Linked DNA regions of Homo sapiens: region 2 is linked to region 1. The links are chromatin loops, found by intact Hi-C in ENCODE. Cell type or tissue: adrenal gland. All regions are shown on one strand. Each heading gives the region's core, and the rest is flanking DNA. Links, peaks and the distances in the headings are about the cores only.

What was found. Hi-C counts contacts between places; a loop is a spot of excess contacts. Peaks named below come from ENCODE experiments on the same cell type or tissue, not always from the same donor. Only the 100,000 strongest peaks of a DNase experiment are listed, where the experiment ranks them.
Region 2: a loop joins it to region 1, with 2.4 times the contacts of the local background. A loop is called at or near these places in 28 of 110 quality-filtered maps.

The regions. Positions count from the first base shown.
Region 1 is chr12:59,829,886-59,838,470 of GRCh38, reverse strand. No RefSeq gene overlaps it. Among named protein-coding and RNA genes, the nearest start is that of SLC16A7, 240 kb to the right of the region's middle. In adrenal gland, for the core only: CTCF peaks have their summits at 3,053 and 3,273 (motif pointing right); no DNase peak of the experiment used is centred there.
Region 2 is chr12:59,426,426-59,435,010 of GRCh38, reverse strand. No RefSeq gene overlaps it. Among named protein-coding and RNA genes, the nearest start is that of LINC02448, 93 kb to the left of the region's middle. In adrenal gland, for the core only: CTCF peaks have their summits at 3,380 and 3,579 (motif pointing left); no DNase peak of the experiment used is centred there.

The DNA of each region.
Region 1 (8,585 bases), core at 2,271-4,770:
AATAAAACATTTCAACAAAAGTAAAACATGTTAAAGGACAAGAAAAATCAGTTCAATATTTAAAAATACCATTTACAACAGCACCAAATACACAGAGAAGCTACATGTGGAAAACTACCAAACTTCGATGAAAGAGATCAGTGCAGATCTAATAAATGGAGGGATATTTTATATAAATATTCCACCAGATTCAATAATGTTGGATGTCAGTTCTTCCCAATGTTTTCTATAGAGTCAATGCAATCCCAACAAAAATTCCAGCAGGCTATTTATAAATATTCACGAACTGATTCTAAAGTTTACATGGAAAATCAAAAGACCTAGAACAACCAACCTAATACTGAGGGACTTAACACTAGCTGATTTCAGGACCTACTCTAAAGCTACAATAATCAAAAGAGATTGATATCAATAACAACAACCAAAAATAGGCACATAGCTGGGCGTGGTGGCACACGCCTGTAGTCCCAGCTACTCGGGAGGCTGAGGCAGGAGAATTGCTTCAACCCAGGAGGCAAAGGTTGCAGGTTGCAGTGAGCCAAATTCAAGCCACTGCACTCCAGCCTGGGTGACAGAGGGAGAGTCCGTCATAAATAAATAAATAAATAAATGCCCATAGATAAATCAATGAGAATAAAACCCCAGAAATATACCAAAATGAATGTGCTCAACTGATATTTGAAGAAAGAGCAAAAGCAATTCAACCAAGAAAAGATAGCATGTTCAGACAATTGAATGTCTGTATGAAAAAGGGGAGAGGGACATCCAGACACAGACTATACACTTTCCACAAAATTTAGCTCAAAATACCTTGCAGACCTAAATGTTAAACTATAAAGCTTCTAGAAGAAAACAAGAAAATATCTCAGTGACATTGGTTTTGGCAATTTTTAAGAATAACACAAAAGGCACAATTTGTGAAAGAACTAAAAACAGATTTAATTAAAGTAAATTTTGCTTTATGAAAGACATTGTTAAGAGAACAAAAAGATAAGACTAGAAAAAAATATTTGGAAAATACAGATCTGATGAAGAATGTGTATCTGAAATATACAAACACTTAAAACTCAAAAATAAAAAAGCAAGCAACCCAATTTAAAAATGGGGAAGAAATCCAGAGGCACTGCATTAAAAAAGATAAACAGATGGAAAATAAGGATATAAAAGAATACTCAACATCATTTTCCATTAGGGAATTGCAAATTAAAATAATAATGACATGCCAGTACACGCCTATTAGAATGGCTAAATTCCAAAAAACTGACGATACAACATACTGGCCAAGATATCGAGTGACAGAAATTGTCATTTATTGCTGGTGGGAAAGAAAAATCATACTGCTACTTTGGAAGACATTTTGACAATCTCTTTCAAAGTTAAACAAATCTTACTATATATCCAGTAATTTTTTCCTAGACATTTATGCAACTGATTTAAAACCTAAGTCTACAGAAAAACATGGACATGAATGATTTTAAGTTTTTTTTTCATAATCACCAAAATCTAGAAGCACTCAAAATGGCCTGCAATAGGAGAACGGATAAACTATGGTACAGCCATGTATTGGAATATTATTTGACAATAAAAATAAATTAGCTATGAAGCCACAAAAATACATAAATGAACCTTAAATATGTATTGTTAACTGGAAAAAAAAGCCCATCTGAAAGGACTACATACTGCATGATTCCATTTATATGACACTCTGGTAAAGGCAAAACTATAGAGACTGTCATAATATCAGTGATTTCCTGGGGCTGGAGGAGAAAAGGGTAGGGCTAAAGAAAGGACAGGTGATCTCCTATAGTGGAAAAATTATTTTGTATTATATTGTAATTGTAAATATATAACTATGCATTTGTCAAAACTCATAGAGATTTCCAGGACAAAGAATGAATGTTAATATATGCAAATTTAAAAAATCATTTAGCAGGTAAGAGGATCTCAGGATAGAATGCAGAATGTGACAAAATAATCTAATTGTGCTACAAAGATATTAACTCAATTGAATGGAAGAAAGGTTTTGGAAATGAGTGGACTGTAAGACTCAAGGCAAAAGGAGCTATACTTCAGTGCTACACTTGAGTTAATAATTTTTTTTCCCATAATGGCACAGATGAACAATTTTGAAATCACTCTGCATGTATACTGAAAAGTAAGTAAACAGATAACACGTGATTGAAACCAAGTTCTCATTGCTGGAATGGGAATTTTCAGACATGCAAGGAGAGGAGACTAGTATGGTTCATGTGGTAATGGATTAAAGTTTGAAATATCACTATGATCTCATTCTTAGCAATATAGATACAAATGGTTACATATAGAAATATGTATAGATAAGATGTACATGGGTTACATGTGCTGGTTAATTTTATGTGTCAGCTTGACTGGACTAAGGAATGTCCAGAGAGCAGGTAAAATGTTATTTCTGAGTGTGTCTGTGAGTGTTTCTAGAAGAGATTACCATTTGAATCATAGACTGAGTACAGAACGTCACCCTCACTATTGTAGGTGAACATCATCCAGTTGGGTGAGGACCTGAATAGACAAAAAAGCCAGGGGAAGGGTTTTTTGAGCTGAGACTTTCATCTTCTTCTGCACTCTGACATTGTTGTTGCTGGTTCTTGAGCTTTCAGATTTTGATCAGATTTTACACCTGTGGGCCCCAGTTCTCAGGTCTTTGGGCTGAATCACACTACCCACTTTCCTTGTTCTCCAGTTTAGAGATGGCAGACTGTGGCACATCTTAGCCTCTATAACTATGTGAACCAATTTCTATAATAAATCTCCTTGTATATACATGTGTATATGTATGTATGTGTATGTATCCTGTTGGTTCTGAAGAACCCTGACTAATACAGTATACATAAATATATTTCATACTCTGTTAGCTAAGAGGGCCTAGAAGCATCAATACCCTAGTAGCAACAACTGCCTAGGTTTTGGTGTCTAATTCCATTCTCCAATAAAAGGAACAAGGAGCTTGGATCATCTTGTGCAGACAATAAGCTCGAACAGAACAAAGCAAAATGAAACAAAACCCCACAATGTTGGGGATTTTCCAAAAGGACATAGGAACCAACTGAAAGAGCTCTAGTGGCCAAAATGAGAACATTTTGAGCAATGAAGTATTATTGGATTACAACCCAAAGTATAAAATAAACATCCTTGAGTTGTCACTGACATAAATAAATGTGAGGAGAAATAAATAAATGAGAGAATAAAGATATTTCTGATACAAAAGAATTTTAAACAATTTATGTAGATGTAACACCCTCAAGGATGAATCATAGCTTTTTATTCCACAAGGGGGAGCTGTGCCTAGTAACTTCCTTCAAAGGGTACAGTATAAAAAGAGGGAAAAGGAAAAGAGAAATTTTACAGTGGAGAAAACCAACAAATGCTACCTCAGTCAGGAGATCAAGATTAATAACAGTGATTCATCATGTTGGTAGTATATACCCTTGATATGATATGGTGAAGATGGCACTCTGTCAGCCTCCTCCCCAAAACCCATAACCCTGGTTTAATCATAAGAAAAACTTCAGAGCAATTCCAATAGAAGGGCATTCTACAAGATACCTAACCAATATTCCTCAAAATTGTTAAGGTCATCAAAAACAAGGCAAGTATGAGAAATCGTCATAGCCAAGAGAAGCCAAAGGAAACAGGATAACTCAATATAATGTGGTATCTTTCATGGGATGCTGGATAAGGAAAATGACATTAGTAAAAACTAAGGGAATCTAAATAAAATGTATGCTTCAGTTAATCCTAATATATTAATATTGCCTCATAAATTGTAACAAACACACCAAACTAATGTAAGATATTGATAGGGAAAACTGTGTGGGGTTGTATGGAGTATAGGTATATGGGAACTCCCTGAACTATCTTCTCAATGTTTCTGTAAATCTAAAACTATTTTTAAAAGTAAAGTTTATTAAAATTTTTAAAAACATAGTGTGAAATCTTATTTGTATAAGGACATGTTAATTATGGAATGAAATAGCATGCATAATATTGGTTTGGCTCTGTGTCCCCACCCAAGTCTCATCCGGAATTGCAATCCCCAGATGGTGGGGGTGGGGGGACCTGGTGGGAGGTGATTGGATCACAGGGGCAGTATCCTCCATGCTGTTCTCATGACAGTGAGTGAGCCCTCACAAGGTCTGATAGTTTAACAGTGTGTGGCAGTTCCTTCCTTGCTCTGCCATGATAAGATGTGCTTGCTTCACCTTTGCCTTCCACCATGGTTTAAGTTTCCTGAGGCCTCCCAACCATGCTGCTGTACAGCCTGCAGAAGTGTGAGTCAATTAAACCTCTTTTCTTCATAAATTACTCAGTCTCAGGTAGTTATTTATAGCAGTGTGAGAACAGACTAAAAACAATGCATAAATTTAAAAAATAAAGCAAGGGAAAGACACCTGAGACTACAGGTGGGCATTGGGAGTTGTAATCCAAATGGTGTAATCTGAGCAGGCCTCTTTGAAAAGCTGACATTTGAATTGTGGCTTAAAGGAGGTAAGGAGGTGAAGACAGGAGACACAGTAGATATCTGGTGGAAGTATGTTTCTAGGAGAGAGAAATATGGGTGGGAATGCCTAGAAATGGGTGGTGTTTGGCATCCTCAGAGAGAAGTGAGAAGGTTATAGAGGGAACAAGGTAGCAGGACATGAGGTCACTCAAAACGATTGATTGTGGATGCACAGATCTTGGAAGACCTCTTATTTTTACTCTGAAAAAAAAAAATAGGACCCTTTGATTTGGCTCATTTTATTTATTTTTTGAGACAAAGTCTTGCTCTGTCACCCAGGCTGGAGTGCAGTGGTACAATCTTGACTCACTGCAGCCTGGAACTCCCACGCTCAAGTGATCCTCCCACTTCAGCCTTCTGAGTTGCTGGGACTATAAGTGTGTGTCACATGCCTGCTTTTAAAAAATTTTTTATAGAGATAGTGTCTCCCTATATTGCCTACGTTGGTCTTAAACTTCTGGGCTCAAGTTTTCTTTATGCCTTGGCCTCCCAAAGTGCTGGGATTTCAGGCATGAGCCACTATGCCTGACTTATTTTATTTTAACAAGGGGGATATTTAGGAAACATCATGAAAAAATCATGTAAGAGAGGGTGAGAAAGAGAGAAAGACTATGTTCATATTGAGAGATATGTGTCTCTAAAGAGCTATGGCACTGTGATCTTTATCCACATGAAATATAGACAAATTAAATTCAAGTAACTAATGTGAGTCATCTAACTTCAGTGGGGAGGCAGGCAATCCCTTTAACCTTACTGATAGTAACAATGTCTTCTAGCGAATGAAGAAGAGGTTTCTCTGTAGAATCTCTAGGAGTCAGCAGTGATGCCCACCTTAGGCTTAGCAACCACAGAGTATCCCACTGGCACTCAGCCTCCAGTAGCTGTTTTAGAGTCCTCCATTGCCACGGGGATAAATCAAACTTCCCTCTCCAGTGGAAAGGCTAGGGACCAAAACTAGACTTGTGGAATGAGGTTGCCCTTAGGATGCTTTCAATTATCTTGAGGAAAGGCATCCTTTGAAGGAAAGAAAGGTATTCTCACTAGAGGAGAGAGGAGAATTTGGTAAAATAGCTTCAAATTTAAAATAAGTACAATGTTATTTTTATCACAAACTAATGACCCAGGTTATATAATTGTATTTCGGCGTAAGCTTCCCAAGCATATATGGTCTTCGCATCTTACAAAATACTCTCATTATCTATGTTGGAGGATAAGGTGTTTTTGTTTGTTTGTTTGTTTGTTTGTTTTGACGGAGTCTTACTCTGTCACCAGGCTGGAGTGCAGTAGTGTGATCTCGGCTCACTGCAACCTCTGCCTCCCGGGTTCAAGTGATTCTCCTGCCTCAGCCTCCTGAGTAACTAGGACTACAGGCACTCACCACCATGCCCAGCTATTTTTTGTGTTTTTAGTAGAGATGGGGTTTCACTATGTTGGCCAGGATGGTCTCAATCTCTTGACCTTGTGATCCGCCTGCCTTGGCCTCCCATCGTGCTGGTGTGAGCCACCGTGCCCGGCCAGGATAAAGTTTAAAGGACAGTAGAAATGGTAAATACAATGAAGGGCTCCTAATCAAAGTGCTGTCTTTCTATCCCACTGAGTTTCAATCACAATCTGCGTGAGAATTCTTGGTTTGCCCAATTGCTTCCCCTGTACAATTCTTTTATAATGAAGAACAGTTTACTCAGGTAGTCCAGAATTATAGTGGTTAAGAAACCAGACTGGAAAGCCAAAGAATATACATGGATGAATAAATGGGTGGATGGATGGGTGGATGGATGGATGGCTGAAAAGGAACAAAAGAAAGAAGAAAGGAAGGAGGGAAGGAAAGAAGGAAGGAAGGAAAGAAGGAAGGAAAGGAAGGAAGGAAGGAAGGGGAAAGGAACGGAAGGGGAAGGAAGGAAGGGGAAGAGAAGGGAAGGGAAGGAAGGAAAGGAAGGAAGGAAGGATTATTAATACATAGATGTATATCTCACCTCTGTTATTTTTGCAATATATTCCCAGTTTTGTATGTAATTTACTGGGAAGAAGAGAAGGTGGTAAACTGCAGAGAACCATTAAAATATATTTAATACCTTTAATGTCAGTACCAACAAAAATTATGAAACCATTTTACTTTAAAGCGGGTTTGCATGAGGAATTTTTGTCAGAAGTACGTAATCAGATAATTTATCCCAAAGTAGAAAAATTCTGCATCCCTAAGATGGCACTGCTACAAATTAGGATATGGGGAAGAAAAAAGATTTTAGTATGAATAACAATAACGACTTGACAACAAGAATTGTTTGCAATCATTTAAAAGGCAATCCATTTAAAGTACATTGAAAGCTGCCCTTACTCAAGTGCTGGGTCAAGAACAGAGAAACCAGGGATATCCTAGCCCGGGAGGCTGTTTCATGAAATTGTGACAAGGTATTTCTGCTAGGCAGGCATAGCCTTGACAGGCACATGTTGGTTCATGGAGTGTGGAATGGATTTCATCACATGTGTCCACTAGGCTGAACACCCTTGAATACAGGACCTGAATATTACAAGACCAAAAATTGGGTGAAGAGAGAATGCTCCTCCTGCTTTGCTCTCAGTAATAATTAGGTGAAATTCCTCGGAGCCACCACAGTAGCGCTGAACCGGAGCACTAGGTGTGAAAGTTAAAAAACTCTCCAGAAACTTAAAAAAAAAAAATAATCTTACACATAAACAATGTAAGCTAACTGGCATATACAGAAAAGAGAGGAAAGGGGATTCTGGCTACCATTTAACTTTTGTAATTAGATGCCATTTTCACTGACATCCAGCTTCTGGTGGCAGACGTGGTACCAACTCTTAGTATACACCTTGCAGAGTTATAACCAAATGTTGTATTTTATATCTATGCCACGTAATCAAGAGACATTAAGAGGAAATAATTATTGAAGCTGCATAGGCAGGAGAAATGTGTTTTCCTCTTGTGCATACTCAGTAAAGCATTAACAGAATATTAGTACTTATATTTAGGTTTTCATGACAGTGAACCTAGAAGTCACTAGAGACAACTGCTAGGTTACTCTCTCTAGAATGTCACTGATTAGAGAACTAAGTGTTAACCTCTTTCTAAATATATGTTATTTTGTTTGTTCACTTCTTTCTTTGAGGAAATAATTGAAGAAGACGTAGAAGCACATAGGGCTTTTATATTTAGAGTATGTTGATGGGACCTGAAGGATAGAAAACAAAAGGTGAGTTGAACAACTTAACCAGAGAAAATCCACTATATGCCAGATGTAACATTACACAATGAGAATATGATGGTTAATGGGATACTGACCTACTCTAGAGAGCTTAGCAATCTGGAGCAGTAGATGAAGGTGACTTTCATAGCACTCTGTCTGTACGAGACTATGCTAGCTGCTTTAGACACATATGTGATTTACTCTACAAAATACTCAATGGGGGGGGGGGTATTTAATTATTCCTTCTACATAGAGGAAATTGAGGATGAGAGAACTATAACTTGTCCAGCATGCAAGAGATGGAGCTGTGATTCAAACCCAGCATGATTGACAGTGAAGTTTTTCTACTTTATTAGTCTCTTCTAAGGTCAAAACTTATCCTTTTATTAACTCTTTTATACTTGGGTTTATATTATGACAATTATTGAGGTTAATTTTATTGTAAGACTATGGCTTTGAGTGGAGGTTTCATCTACCAATTAGGCATATTAACATAAAAGCATACAAGACATTACATTTATTATCACTTGACCTCTGTGTAGTCACTGTTAATGAACTTGTCAAAGTATCATCCAAGTTCAACCATTAAAATTTTAATTTTAATGTTAGATACAATTTTAGGGCTGGAGAGATTATATGAGGTGACATTCTAGCTTTCATTTATGTCAACGAATATAAATAATCCAGTGTTGTTAAGGGGCAAATCTGTGTGAATTGGTACTCAAAAAGTAAATGTACAACATGAATTTTAATTCTGAGGTCCCTACTTTTTTGATTAATATACTTGAGAGAGACTTGAAAGTAACGAGCAGTTATTTGTTTTTACCATAGCTTAACCTTAT
Region 2 (8,585 bases), core at 2,303-4,802, 400 kb after region 1:
TTATCAATATGTCTTTGAGTGTTTCCTAATCTTCACATATGCCACATATTATAAAAAATTCTGGCAAGCTCAAAACTGTGTCCATTGGTCAATGTTGAGAGCTCAGAACTTTTACTTATCAGTGTTTATTTTTATTTATCTTATTATTTTCACAATTGTTATGTATAGACAAAACATAAATTTACCATTTTAACGACTCTAAAGTATACCATTCAGTGGCATTCAGTACATTTAGAATGTTTTAACAACTATCACTATGATCTGGTTCTATAACTTCATCATCGAAAATGAAAACTGCATCCATTATCCATCACTTCCCATTCCCTCTTCTCCCATTCTCTCTTCCCCCTCCTTTCTGCCTTCAGTTCCTATGAGCTACTAATCTGCTTTCTGTCTCCATGGATTTATGTATTATGGATAGTTCCCATAAATAAGATCATACAATATGTGTCTGACTTCCTCCACTTAGCATATTTTCAAAACTCATCCATGCTATAGCAGGTGTCAATACCTCATTCTTTTTATTCCTGAATAATTTTCCATTGTATGTATATATCATATATTATTTATCCATTCCTCAGTTGGTGGACATTTGGGTTGTTTCTATTTTTGACTATTATGAAAAATGGTGCTATGAAGACTCATGTACAAGTTATTGTTTGAGTATCTGTTTTCAGTTATTCTGGGTAAATATCTAGGAGTGGAATTATTGAGTCATATGGTAAATCTATCTTTAACTTATTGAGATATCAACAAATGGTTATCAACAGTGGTCAGACTAGTTTATATTCAGCACATGAAATTTATTTTATTTTATTTTATTTTATTTTATTTTATTTATTTTTTTTTTTTGAGACGTAGTCTCGCTCTGTCACCCAGGCTGGAGTGCAGTGGCATGATCTCGGCTTACTGCAACTTTTGCCTCCCAGGTTCAAGTAATTCTTCTGCCTCAGCCTCCAGAGTAGCTGGGATTACAGGTGCACACCACCACGTCTGGCTAATTTTTTATATTTTTGGTAGAGGCGGAGTTTCACCATGTTGGCCAGGCTGGTCTCAAACTCCTGACCTGAAGTGAGCCACCTGCCTCGGCCTCCCAAAGTGCTGGGATTACAGGCATGAGCCACCGCACTTGGCCAGCACATGAATTTTAAAATGAAGTTTTTAAGACACTCCTGTCGTAGGTAGAAATTATTACACTAATAAGATGGCTGAGGCCTTGAGAAGTTAGGGAACTTACTCAAGGTTACCACCTATAATTTGTTGATTCCCTCATTTAATGTTCATCAACCATAAGACCCATCAACCAAAAGGCTGAGTCCATAAAAACACAGACAGAAAAAACATTCCTGACACGAGTTTTTTCTTCCTTGTGATATGAAGAAGGCCTACAGCTTGATTTTGACATTGATTTCATTGTTCTCTTAAACTGAATTAAACATTCTGAATCAAATTTCCTATATTCTCTTAGTATGAGTTACTTCTTACTAACCAGTTTTCTCAGTTTCCTGTTGCCTACATTGTAATGCATGTATGCATCCATTCATTCATTTGCAACCCTTATTTAACAATCTTGCAGTATGATAGCTGAATAATCACTGTTAAACTTTCATACAATTCCACATCCTTTGCTCTAAAAAATGTACCTGATTTGTAAAATAAGAGAGTAGTTGTGGTCTGTTTTTTTCTTTACTGGAAAAGAGAACTTAATGATTTTAGAGAAAACAAAATATCATTGAGAGGAAAATGCAGACATCAAGATGAATGTTGTCATTATGGCCCCCCAAGGCATCAAAGTCACACTGTTGTATTAAAGATAAAAGTGTCTGCAGGCCACAGTGCAGTACTCCATAGGAGTTTTCCCTTACAGAATTCTAAAAGTTTCTGAGGATTACTTGTGAACACTTCTTTTGTGTACCTCCTCCCCGACTCCCTGCCCCGCTTTACACATTAACTTCAAACATCCTTGGACGCATTAAGGAATTGTCTTAGTTCAGTTGCAGGTGTCACAGAGCTCAAGAAAATACATCTAACCTTGTTGAGAAGAATTAAAAAACTGACTTACTCCTTGTATATATATATATAAAGCTAGTGTGCTTATAGGAAGCTTGAGGAATATGATCACACTTACACAATGATTTCTAGGGCAGTGAGTATTCCTATGTGGAATAATATGTAGAAAATTTCTTAAAGCCAGATATTAAAGAAGGATGGTTTTAGTAAAATGTGATGGGGGAAGTTGTACTACCATTATTACCAAAAACACATATTTAGTATTTGAACAGGCAACAGATTGTTTCAGCCGATTGTTTATCCAGCAATATATTATGGTAGGCACTCAAGAAATAGCCAGGCCTCTAGTAGGCCTTCTAGGTACATTATTTAATTTTATATGTACATACACAAGAGGCATCATCATGAAAATATGCATATGAATATAAATATATGTATGCATGCATTTATTTCATGGTAATATCCTATATGAAAGAAATAATGTTAATAAAATGTCAACACATTTATAACTTAAATGTTTTTATATTTTATGCACAAATAGATTAAAAAGTAGTCTTTCTATAGCTATGCATAATTTAATTAGGTTCTAAATTATCATAAAGCAATGATTTAAAACTGTTTTAGGTGAAAGCAATAGCTCCTTCAACAGTTTTAACACAAAGCTTTGAAAAAGTAGGGGGGTGTTATCTGAAGATGGAATAGCTGTAATGTTTGATGCTGCATCATGCTGATAACACTTCTCTGAAAATATCACCTGGTATTGTGAAACACTTGATGTAACTGCAAACATAAAAAAAAAAAATAACAAAAAGCAAAGATTAAAGCATAGTTACTGGACCTCACTTAGAAACAGATATAGTAGTAGTTTGGCTTTCTATGTAGGTGGCATTCCCATTGAATTCCACATGGGATCGTTTTCTACCACATCTAAATAACCAAGCACACTGTTAACCAATTTTAGAGGAAAATTAGTCCCATCCTATAAATGGATTACTCTGTTCACTGTAATCTGTGTTTAAATACTGTCCTGCATTTTTTCTTTTACTCTGCTTGATTCATTGAATGTTTTATGGGCTTGTTTACTACAGAGAATGAAAGGTTACTTGTGAAGTTGGCTTTAGAAAAATGCAAGTGAGAACCAATAATGAAATTATTTAATAACATTTGGCTGTAATCCTTATCCTACCAGGATCACATAATCAGGAGAATAGTACCAAAAATGAAATCTCTGCAGACATCACACATACCAATTGAGTTTACAGACTTCAGAAATCCTAACAGGTGGTGGTAAAACATACTTGAATGACACAGTAGTTAAGTTACAACATGGGAGAGAATGAAGGCATCGTTTCATATTGTTAAAGTGCTAGAATTTTCAATGGTCGTGCAACAATGAAATATTTGAGTTTCTTCAACATGGACGTTCTGAATGTGCCTTCATTTTTAATTTAACTATATAAATTGTCATTTGCTTTAAAAAAATAATTATACTCAATGGAACAGAAAAGATATAGAAAATGTTTTGAACACTTCCAGTGCCATCTATTGGCTGTTAAATTTGTTGTTTCCATGCTGAGCCAAGACATACCAGTTACTATTAGGTAAAGAAGAAGACATTTCACACATTCCAGATAAAAACACATCCAATTAGATACTTGAAGAGTTAAACATATCATAATGTGCCTCAGGATTCCTATCTGTGAGATTTCAAGTGAGTTAAAATGCCTGATATACGATAAAAAGGAATAGGCAGAGATAAAAACTAAACTTTTCATATAATAAATAATTTTCTAAAATCCTGGTAGCTTTTACAAATGCAATGTTAATCTTATTTTGTCATTGTAAGCATAAGGGAAGCTACATCATGTCACAAAAATGGTTCAATTAATAGCATTTTCTCCACCTACAGGGATCAGAAATAAGCAGGGAAAAGATTATAAAGTGCATATTTAAAAATTTTTCTAAATCTCCCTTTTTACATGTGCATAATAATTGTTGAATTAGATAATCAAACATTCAAATTAAAAGACGTAATTAATTTCAGGCAAAATTATTTTCTTACTCAATTTTGCAAGCACAACTAATTGAATAAAGAATTAAGCCTAGGAAAAAAGAAGTAACCCTTATTGGGACATATTTGGCAGTCATAATTTACCAAAAAATAATATAATTTTCTCATGGTACAATTAGTTGTTAAAATTAATTTTTTTTCATTTCCAGCCCACCTGACTTTTGGTTTATAAATCTGTAAATGGCTTTGAACATTACATGTTTATATAACACTTCACTGGAAAGTACACAGTTTTTACTTACATTTCTGCCATATTAATTAATTGTAGACTAGTTATTACAGGCTTATAAATAATAAATGTTTATGAAGTTTTACTGTGAGGTGAAATACACATTTGAAACCATATATAAAAGATAAATTTGCTATTTAATTTTCGAAAATGTGAGCTGTTAGTTTTCTCAGTTTATTTTATATTTTGTATTTCTATGTTGATATTTCAGTTTAACCAAAAAAATCCTCACAGCATCCCAAGGATTTCAGGGGTGATATAACTTCTGTAGACCTAAATCTGTTTAGAAATGGAGCCCTATTCCAATGTTTCTTCTATTCAAACAGATTACCTTCTCATAGGGAAGACAGATGAAACAGTACTTTCCATTGTCAAAGCTGCTAATTTCCTCAGAAGGGTTACCTAGGCAATGAAACAAACAAAAAATGATTGGAAAAAATGTATTTGATTCTTGTCTATAATTTAGAAATGCTGTGTCTGATCCTCATTCTGTGTTTTCCTCCAAGAATATCTTTCATGTGAACAGAGGTATATTAAATATTCAGAAAACATGTGAATAAAATTGTGCTACTTTGTGCTCAAAAATAAATAAAATACTTAAACCCCCAAACACAGAATATTTCCTAAGATGGGAAAGAAAAGCTGCCTTTCCTATCTGAAAACAGTGCTTTCTTTTTCTGTAATGACTTTATTAGTCATGGCTTACATTGCCCCTCAGATGGTCATTCTTCAGAGAATTGGTTTACATAACATCCTTGAAGATGAACCTCAGAAGTTCTAATGATTCAGCAGCTCCCGGGGACTTGCTTGCATTTGGACCATTAATAATTAATACAGTTCAGTATATAATAGGAGTTCCCATCAATGGATTGCTATTTAAGTATAAAATGCTATTTGGATACATATCCTGCCAAGAAACTATGTATGTTAGGATCAATTTAAATAAGAGCTGAGAGAGTTTAAAGGGGAGAATTTAGTTGAATTAATTTTTTGCACAAATTAGAAAGAACATACATGTGCAAATGTATGTGGTATATCATTTTCACAGTTAGCAACATAAATCTATTCAGTATTTTACAGCAATAGCTCTACATTTTCTAGCTAAATAGAAATACTTTTGAAGACCCAGCTCAGTATTTCCCACAGGGAATCATGTAACTGCAGTTGCACAAACTTTTCTTCCATGTATTAACCTAAAATTATTAAGAATCTGAGCTCTGGCCTCAGATGCTTGGGTTTGAATCAGCATTCTGACACTAATCTCCTGTATCAAAGTGGGTAGGTTATATAAATCCTATAAGTCTCAGTTTCCTTATGTGTAAAACAAAAATACCTCTGAACACTGGAAATATCACACATAATGGTACCATCAAAGTGTGTGTTATAGGTACTGGTCAACAAAATACATATTTAACATATTTTAGTAATTACTGTCAAGTAAGATTCGAATTTGTTATTTGGCTAGAAAAAAAGGGAACTGTGATTTATTTTAAGGAGAAAAAAGAGTGGGACACAAGTAAACTGTTGGATTTTAGCCTACCCATAGCTTTCCATTCAGCTTTGTGACTCTCACCTGAGGAAAACAGAGATGCATCCGTGTTGTGGCACCTCATTGGAGCTTGATGAGTTACACAATAATGGCCATACCTGGCCTCAGACCTCTAACCATCACCACATGCAATCAGCATAAAGATATTTAATGAATGTGCAAGAGCTTTGTGTCATGGGAACCTGTGAAATTGGTACTTTTCCTCTAAGGGACATCCTAGAAGTACCACTGTGCCTCCTTTACCCACAACACTGAAGGACACTCCTTCAAAACACTGAGGGAATCTCTCTGGAAGACTCTCCTCCTGCCAGCACTCACACCCTAAGGTCAATTCTGTGATGGCCATTGTATTCCAGTTGAGTTGAAACAGAGATCATGAATAATTTAGCTTTATTTTCAAAAAGCCTCCAATAGCAAAACTAGAAGGGCAAGAACTGAGATAAAAGGAGAGAAGAATGGGTGGATGGGAATTCGGACAGAAGAATTCAGAAACTCATCGTCTGAAAGTGAGAGTGAGAGAGAAAAATAAAATGGCCAGAGTCATAAGATAGCCAGGGAGTAAGAGGAAAGAAAAGAAGAGAAGAAGCTGGCGAGGAGAGGGAAGGAACAGCAGGTGGGGAGAAGGCACTGAGAAGCTTGTTATGAAAACCATAGGAAGCCCTACAGAGACAGCACACTTGTTTATCCTAACAGCACTCTTTTTTCAACTGCTATTCTTGCTTTTGTACCAGATGTAGTTTTAGTATGTTCTTTAACTGATATATTCTTTATGTGAAAAACTTTACGAGATAGGTAGATACTATTATCATTACCATCTTTATACATGGGAAAGCTCAGGCACAGAAATAAGCAATTGGAGGCTGGGCGCAGTGGCTCACGCCTGTAATCCCAGTACTTTGAGAGGCCGAGGCCAACAGATCACCTGAGGTCAGGAGTTTGACCAGCCTGGCCAAAATGGTAAAACCCCGTGTCTACTAAAAATACAAACAAACAAACAAACAAACAAACAAAACAAACAAAAACAAAACAATTTAGCCAGGTGTAGAGGTACACGCCTGTAGTCCCGGCTACTCAGGAGGCTGAGGCAGGAGAATCACTTGAACCCAGGAGGCAGAGGTTGCAGTGAGCTGAGATCGCGTCATTTCATTCTAGCCTGAATGAGAAGAGCAAAACTCTGTCTCAAAAAAAATAATAAAATAAAATAAAAATTTTTAAAAAATAAGCAACTGGAGGAAACACATACTGCTCTTTCCCTTTTTTCTTACAGGTAATTGACTAATCACCCCCATCACCCTATCCTACTGAAGGAACCTCAACTTCTGTTCAAGTCCCTCTTTGATTATTAAGTTAGAATATCCAATGCACCACAGAAAACCAGATTTTCCAGTTCTGGTATCCTATGGCGTGATCAATTAAAAGGTTTCATCTTGCTATGGTTTCAATGTGGCCCCTCCAAAATTCAGGTGTTGCCAGTGTGTTGGTGTTGAGAGATTGGGTGTTTGGGATGTGATTAGGTCAGGAGGGCACCTCCCTTGTGAATGGGATTAGGTGTCCTTATTAGAAGTCTTGAATGGGAAAGTTTGTCCCTTTTTAGCTTGCACTTTCACCTTCTCCCATGTGAGGACACAGCAAGAAGGCCCTCACCAGAATTAGGTGCAGGCACTTTGATCTTGGACTTCTCAGACCCCTGAATTCTGAAAAATAAATTCCTGTTGTTTATAAATTGCTCAGTGTGAGATTTTGTTACAGGAGGACAAAATGGGCTAAGACACATTTATTAAAAAGCAACCACCGGATATTTAAAATGTTTTTGCAAGTACTGAAATTAACTTCATTCTTTCTATTTCAATTAAGGGGAATGAAATATAGTGTGTATATGATGAAAATGTTTATAAAATGTTATATTCCAAAGAGATTTTTAAAAATTAACCCTTAGCTTATTTTAGGAGAAGCTCATATTTTCTTCGTCTTTCTAGTGGTCAGTGTATGTGGCTACATTAGGCATTATACTTATCATTAGTAATTATTGATAAACTAACTAAAATTTTTTAAAAAGACAAAAATCAAAGAAAAAAACAATTTGGGAACTGAAATGTTAAAATAATATTTTCCATACTTTCTCATTAACAGTATTTCAAATTTTTCAGAATTTGCAATGAATTTTGCAATTATTTTCTAGTTAATTTTCACAAAACTGCCATAAAGAAAGCAGGTGTTACAGATTGTGTGATTAAAATGATGTAACAGTTGAATATTTTAAACTACATATCATGCTCCATTGTTTTAAATTTATTATTATTAAAAGATAAGGAAATTAAAGTTCATGTGCTAAGCTTTCAACTAAGAGATTATAATGTCAATTTGATACTATATTGTTAAGATTAGTAAGTAGATTTTAGAAAAAACAAACACAATATGAAAATTGCATAAACTGGAACCTACAATTGTAGAACAGTAAAAATTTCCTTGATTTTAGCTTTAGCTCTGTGATGATGAAGCAAGCATGCAAAATATTTCTGAAGGCATACATCATATATGTTTGACCTGGTAAAATTAGGCCTAATTAATAATAGAAAAAAAAAAACAAGGAAAAAGGAAAAAGAAGAAGATAAAGAAAAGAGAGAAAAAAAGAAGACGATAAAGAAAAAGTAGAAGAAGGAGAGCAGGATGAAAAATAAGTTGACAGAGTTGGAAAAAGAAGAGAAAAAGAATTACTTTTAGGCTAT